Linked DNA regions of Homo sapiens: region 2 is linked to region 1. The links are chromatin contacts, found by Hi-C in ENCODE. All regions are on one chromosome and are shown on one strand. Each heading gives the region's core, a stretch centred on a gene start or an enhancer-like site at or near the end of the contact. The rest is flanking DNA. Distances are from core to core; before and after follow the strand shown. Region 1 overlaps DNAH17 (dynein axonemal heavy chain 17). Region 2 overlaps RBFOX3 (RNA binding fox-1 homolog 3).

Region 1 (3,636 bases), core at 740-3,239:
TCACAGAGCTTGTGCCCCAGCTCCACCCAGGTCACCCTTCAGCAGTTTCTGTGCTTTCAAACTATCCTTCCTGTGTCCTAGAACACTACCACATCCTGCCCGCTCTATCCCCTGATCAGACATCTTGATGTAGTCTCGTTTTCTTGGGACCAAGCCCAGGGCTTTTCACACGGCACACTGTCCTCCAGGGTCCACCCTCCACCCCTTTCCTGTGCACCCCTAGCCTCCAGCAGGTGCCACAGCTTCCGGGACCTACTTTATAATATTACATAATCACAAACATATATGTTACCCCCATAGGGGTGAGCCTATTACTATGGCAGCACCATTAGAACGATAATCATGTCGAATGGCTCAGGAGTCTAGCTCCCCCAATACAATTCAGGAACTTATAGCCCTGTTTACCTCTGCCCTTAGTTCTGAATCCACAGAAGCGGCTTAAGAAATGACAGTGATGGCCGGGCGCAGTGGCTCACGCCTGTAATCCCAGCACTCTGGGAGGCTGAGGCGGGCAGATCACGAGGTCAGGAGATTGAGACCATCCAGGCTAACACGGTGAAACCCCGTCTCTACTAAAAATACAAAAAATTAGACGGGCGTGGTGGCGGGCGCGTGTAGTCCCAGCTACTCAGGAGGCTGAGGCAGGAGAATGGTGTGAACCCGGGAAGCGGAGCTTGCAGTGAGCTGAGATCGCGCCACTGCACTCCAGCCTGGGCGACAGAGTGAGACTCTGTCTCAAAAAAAAAAAAAAAAAAAAAAGAAATGACAGTGATAGCAAAGCTGATTTGTGATGGGTGCAGGGACAGTGAAATTCCACAGCCCAGATCACAGAGCCACAGCAGCTGATGAATAAAATAGTACCGCTGAGGCTGAGGCTGAGGCTGAGCACCCACAATCAGCCCCAACAGGAAGGATCAGGGAGAAAATCCCCGCAGGGACGCAGAGCAAGGAAACGATGCCGTCATGAACGTAAACCAACGTGATTTAGTTAATAGACTAGAGACTTCAATGGAGAAAGCTCAGTAAAACCATACGGCTCCAGGTTCAAATGACACTTGAGTGGCCGCAGATACCAATGTGAACTAACTCCATCAGATGCGCTGAGAACCCATGACACACTACCGCTCATGGGTCCAGAGGACAGGGCTGTGTTCAGGAGTGCCCATCTGAGGAGTTCAAAAAAGAGCAGGCCGGCCCCTTTATACATGGAGTAGAATCTGCTGGGAAGGCAGAGAACAGCCAGCCAGAAACTGGAGGCTCTCCCAGAGGTTGGCCGTCCCTGGCACAGCCTGCACTGCCCCTCCAGGGTCTCTGCCTGCAGACACCTCCCACTGCTCCCAGCATCACTGGCTCCAGGTCTGCCTGCTAAAGCCACCAGCCCAGCGACTGTCTGAGGGCCACGTACTGCGGGAGGGTCCCCTTAGGTTCCCCCTTGGGTCTGGCATCGTCCTGGCCCCACAACAGCGGCCCCAGCACACAGAGAAGGCATGGCCGTGTAGGACGGCCCAATCGATTTCAGGTCTAATCTCAAGCACGATGATTCCTTCTGAACTAATGGCACGCAGTTGCCTGGGAGAGCAGATTTTCAGGAACAAGAAATCAATAAAAACCCTCAGCAGTGTGTGTTGGGCATGGGAGACCTTATGTTTAGTCTAATGTTTATTTCATTCATTCCAAAAGCAGCCATTCAGCATCTCAGGCATGCAGTTAGACACCCAGTCATGGCTCTGAATTCTGTAGTCTGGAGAGAATAGGTAACAATTTGGAACACTCAGTGACCAAGGGCAGGGATCCAACCTCTCTGCCTCTGTGATCTGGGTTGATTCTGTGGACTTGTGTCCATCGAGTAGTTGACAGACACACTCTTCACCTCAGTCACACGGACACGCACACTGGCTGGAAGGTTTCACACCCTTCACCTCAGTCACACTGGCCAGATTTCACACCCTTTACCTCAGTCACGCGGGCTGGAGGGTTTCACACTCTTCACCTCAGTCACCCGGGCACACACACTGGCCGGAAGGTTTCACTCTCTTCACCTCAGTCATGCGGGCCGGAAGATTTCACACCCTTCACCTCAGTCACATGGGCCGGGAGGTTTCACACGCTTCACCTCAGTCACACGGGCCGAAAGGTTTCAGACCCTTCACCTCAGTCACATGGGCTGGAAGGTTTCACACGCTTCACCTCAGTCACATGGACATGCACACTGGCTGGAAGGTTTCAGACCCTTCACCTCAGTCACACGGGCTGGAAGGTTTCACACTCTTCACCTCAGTCACACGGGCACGCACGCTGGCTGGAAGGTTTTCTGGCCTCTGCTTTCTAAGATAAAGACCCTTTGGATAAGGACTATTGGTGATGCTCGGATTCCCTGTACTCGCTGGCTTCATTTTGGAAAAGGGAGTGAAGTTTTTCTTTACTCCCTGACCCTACCCTGAAAGGCAGCCTATTGAACAGTAAGCTCTCACCTTGAGGTCGGGGATCCCGTAGCCCTTCTTGAGGGTGATCTGAAACACGTCAAGCCCGCTGATGTACGCTGCCAGGCGGGAGAGGCTCTGTTTGCCACTGCCGCCCACCCCCACCAGCAGGGCATTCCCCCGGGGAGACTCCAGGATGCGATTAATCCTGCAGATGTGAGCCACGGCGTCCTCAAACAGCACCTGCAGAAACCGGAGAGATCCCACAACATCTTGTAGCACCTGGAATCACCTCTGTCACCAGCACGGACTCTGCACATGCTGAGGTGTGCACTGTGTGCCACGCAGCCCCACACAATGCCACTCGGATGTCGATAATGCAACCGGAGAGGGTGACCCGGTCCAGGTCCCGTGCCCTTGCTATCAGCTCCAGCCTGCTCACCAAATTCATGACTGCATTAACTTCATTGTAGCTGTCCAGGACGTCCACGAGGAGCTTGTTCAGAGGAGCCATGTCGGTTACAGGAACATATTTGGGATCGCCAATCCCTTGAGCAAAGTGGCAGAAGATATTTGGCTTGGCAAATAAGAGTTCATCACCAAGATCCTAGAAAAAGAAAAAAAAAGACGATACTTCCGGTTTTTGCCACCATGACCACACAGATAGTTAACAGCAATTCAGTACTTTGCCAAGGTGGCCTAGGAGGTCACCACGGGGTCCCAGGCCAAGTCTCCAGGGGCCCAAACCTGCTGCCGTGGGCCCAGCAAACCACTGGGGCAAAATTTCCTAGAGTGGGAGGGTCTGATCCCCACTGTATCAGAAATGAATTCATAGTCCAAAGAAATGATTCCACCAAGAACACACGGGACACACCAGCGAGGCACACAGAGCCAAGCAGGGCCTTTCTCCACCCCAAGTGGACAGAGGGAGGTGATCACACCCTGATCTACTGAGCACTCAATTCCTCCTCACTCAGACCCACAGCCACGTGCCGGAGTTATCGCGTGGAACCCTCGGACCCACAGCCACGTGCCAGAGTTATCGCGTGGAACCCTCGGACCCACAGCCAAGTGCCGGAATTATCACGTGGAACCCTCGGACCCACAGCCACGTGCCGGAGTTATCGCGTGGAACCCTCGGACCCACAGCCACGTGCCGGAGTTATCGCGTGGAACCCTCGGATCCACAGCCACTTGCTGGAATGATCGCGTGGAA
Region 2 (3,636 bases), core at 610-3,109, 870 kb after region 1:
TAGCCTGAGAACTTATTTATTAAAGACTTCCTGTCATCTGCATTGGTTTTCAGCAAACTATACTCACTTAAGGGGTCGACATACATCCCCCAGGAGTAGAATCTGTGAGTTTACCATTCCCTGTCCTTTTTGGAACTCGCATTGCTACACATGTCCCCAAGTGCTTCAACAACCACAGAGGGAGGAGAGGCGTGAGATGCAGTCAGCTGTGTGTTCCAGAGGATGCCTTTCTGATGACTGTTGCTTTTCCTTGTTAGCCCTGGAGACAAATAAAGAGCTAGCTCAAACTTGCTTGGCCCTGTTTCTACTCTTCCTTCCCATAATCCTTAGGCTATTGTTTGTGTTTGGCTGTGTGATCAGAACATTTGCATCAAACCCACTAGTGAGAGGGAAGGAGGCGGTTCTATAAAAATTCAGATTTAGGGCTGCTGAATTCTGAATTCTGAATTCTGGGGAATAGAAAATCTATTTACCAAGTTGTGCAGGTGATTGCTTTCTTTTCTTTTCTTTTTTTTTTTTAGACAGTCTCACTCTGTTGCCCAGGCTAGAGTACAGTGATGCAATCATACCTCACTGCCACCTCGATCTTCCAGGCTCAAGCAATCCTCCCGCCTCAGCCTCCTGAGTGGCTGGGACTACAGGCATGCACCACCACACTCGGATAATTTTTAAATTTGTTTGTAGAGACAGGGTTTTGCTGTGTTGCCCAGGCTGATCTTGAAGTCCTGAGCTCGAGTGATCCTCTTGTCTCGGCCTCCCAAAGCGCTGGGGTTACAGGCATGAGCCACTGTGTCCAGCATTGATTCTTAGTCGCGCTGAAGCTTGGAAAACCATTGTTCTCAAAGTGAGAATTACCCATCGCCTACCTCAAGAAAAGGCACAGTGCAACACCAGCCTCACCCACGAGCTCAGTAGAAAGACAGATTCTCACTGGAGCTGGGTGGGTTCCTTATTGGAGCTGGTGGGAGGGAAGGAGGAAGTGGTTCCTTAAAACACAGACTGCTGGGCCCCATTCCCAGAGTTTCTGATTCAGTATGTGTGGAATGGGGTCTGCTAATTTGCTTTTAAACAAGTTTCAAGAAGGTTCTGAGCCTGCCGGTCTGGAGGCCCTGCTGAGAGAAGAGCTGTGCTGGGAGACGATAACTCGGGCTGGCACAGCAACTGTTGGCCTGGAAGTTGGGGTCTGGGTCCTCATTTTGGTCCTAACCTTAGACAAGTCACTCAAGTCCCTTCTCCTATTTGATTCAGAATTTTTTTTGGCATAAAACAGGACTGGATTGAACAGGTGTGCAGTTCCTTTCTAGCACCTACATTCTACGACTCCAGCCCTTGCTGAAATGCAGCAGTAACTGGTGACCAGGACAAACAGCTAGCAGAGAAGCAGAGTCCTGCTGATGCCCCCTGTTCTCCCTCTGTCTTTCAGAGTCCTGTACCCTACTGATGTTAAACTTCTGAGCATGGGCCGGGCACGGCGGCTCACACCTGTAATCCCAGCACTTTGGGAGGCCAAGGCGGGCAGATCACCTGAGGCCAGGAGTTCGAGACCAGCCTGACGAACATGGTGAAACCCTGTCCCTACTAAAAATACAAAAATTAGCCAGGTGTGGTGGTGCACGCCTGTAATCCCAGCTACTTGGGAGGCTGAGGCAGGAGGATTGCTTGAACCCGGGAGGTGGAGGTTGCAGTGAGCCGAGATCACACCATTGCACTCCAGCCTGGGCAATAGAGTGAGACTCCATCTCAAAAAAAAAAACAAAAAACAAAAACAAAACTCTCTGAGCATGATAGAATCTATGTTGGGAGCCAGGCTGCCAGCAGCTGCCTTCCGCAAGCCCCACCTCCCAGAAGTGAAAGCTTCTATTCGTTCTTCCCCATGGGGCAGGGTTCCTGGGCTTACAGCCTGAGCCGCCCTGTGATTTTCAGAGTTCTGTGTAAAGATGGAGTGTGTTCCCCTCCACACCTCCCCAGCTGCATGGGGCAGAGTGACTTCACTGCACATCCTGGTGTGTCTGAAAAGCGACATGATTTGGGGGTGATTAAAGGCAACCCACATGCTTGATGAGCATGTAATTATTGCCTGTTTCATGACACGGGTCTGGCACTCAGAAACCTGGAGACGCAAGCACTTGCAGTTTTTCATGACAGCCTGACTTCATCCGATGAATGAAAAAAAAAAGTAAGGAAAAGAAAAAAGATGAAAACATCTGTAATGAACATCTGGATTCCATTGCTAACCATGAAAGCAAATTCCTCAGAGTCAGCATGCCGGAGAGGGCTGGGAAAGGGTGTATTTATAAACAACTGTGGTACTTGAATCAGAAAAAATGCCCCCAAACACCACCCCTTCCTGTTTGAAAACCTTTCAGAATGGAGAAGCATTGAGTTTCAGTTCTGTGTCTAAGCAATGGAGAAACAGTTACACCTGCAAGTCAAGCTCTGGACTCAAACAAACATAATGACAGCCTCTGGGCTCAGCAGTTGGTTCCCCAAAACAGTCATCTGAAGAAAAGATTCAAATACCTCTGAGTGTTTGCGGGTGTGTGTGCAGTCATGTGAGTGCACAGACATGCACACGGGAAGGCAGACATGCACGTATGCACAGTGTGTACACAGTCATGCACACCTGTAGGCGTGGGTGTGTGCAGAGAGTCATGCACACAGGAATGCAGGCAGGGGTACACAGGTGTGTGTGTACATGTGTGTGCACAGGTGTGCACACAGAAATGTAGGCATGTGTTCATGTCTCATGTGTGTATGCATGCACAGAAATGTCCAATTCATATGCCACAGCCCACTTTTTTGCAGCCTCCTTTTTTACTTCCTCATACTATACAGCTTCATACCTTGTTTACAACTTCCCATTATTCATATACCTATCACCAAGTTGTGCCCTCTTCGTGCGTAACTAATTGAGTTCGTGGGAGGCTGTTGCTGGGGGTCCGGCAATTACAGCACAGTGGCGGGTGTTGGAAGCCAGGGGAGCTGAGGCTAGGCAGCATGGCTGGGGCTGGGGCACGGCTGTCCTACACGCCACATGGGCTGTGCACATGGAGGCTCCTTGTTGGCACCTTGGAAAGCCTTAGGGTCCATTTCTCTACCTGGAGAAGCAGTCACTGCCCCTTGGTGTGTGCATGGGGGACAGAGCCAGGGAGCGTCTCCCTTGCTCCCTTTCTGAGTTCTGAGCTCCAGGCTCCCTGCATAACCATCTTAACAGAAAGAGGAGTGGCGAGCCTGTCTGCTCTCATAAACCATGTGCCCCTGCAAACCCCCAAGCCAGGGCTAAGGGAAAAACAATTTGCAGCCGGTGGCTCCTAATAGATGGAAATAACTCTATCCGTGAATGCAGGTGATGCGCTAATGTGAAAAGAGATGAAAAGTGGAATTCATTTGGAAAATTTTGGCTTTGGCCCCCAAGGCTGGGGCAAGAGGGTGTCCTCCATGGCTGGCCCCCTCCCCGGCCCCCTCCCAGCCTCCCTGTGAGCTGGGGGCAGCCTGGCCCAACCTGTCACCTGGCATTAGAGGCGATAAAAGCCATGTGCTTCCCTCACCTCGTGGTGCAGCTCGTGTTTAGGGCCTTTGCTTTATCAGTTTTTATTTCGTGTAATATTCATCACACTGGTTTATTTATGGGGCCCT

What was found. Hi-C counts contacts between places; a loop is a spot of excess contacts on that map. Pooled maps may share reads with other maps.
Region 2: a loop to region 1 is called in a map with no recorded cell type, with 10 times the contacts of the local background. The contact joins two enhancer-like sites. A Hi-C loop is called at or near these places in 2 of 37 single-sample maps with no recorded cell type and 2 of 50 pooled maps.

What each region holds. Positions count from the first base shown.
Region 1 is chr17:78,472,807-78,476,442 of GRCh38, forward strand. It overlaps DNAH17 (dynein axonemal heavy chain 17), which reads right to left. Exons shown (of 81, transcript NM_173628.4): 53 at 2,863-3,027; 54 at 2,472-2,663. Among named protein-coding and RNA genes, the nearest start is that of DNAH17-AS1, 10 kb to the right of the region's middle. RefSeq lists enhancers at 2,137-2,186, 2,737-2,796. Within about 2 kb of position 1,990, at least 4 of the 41 ENCODE cell types and tissues checked have a DNase peak (open chromatin) inside an H3K27ac peak, as active enhancers do.
Region 2 is chr17:79,338,557-79,342,192 of GRCh38, forward strand. The region is part of intron 2 of RBFOX3 (RNA binding fox-1 homolog 3); the gene reads right to left. Among named protein-coding and RNA genes, the nearest start is that of ENGASE, 270 kb to the left of the region's middle. RefSeq lists an enhancer at 2,307-2,356. Within about 2 kb of position 1,860, at least 3 of the 41 ENCODE cell types and tissues checked have a DNase peak (open chromatin) inside an H3K27ac peak, as active enhancers do.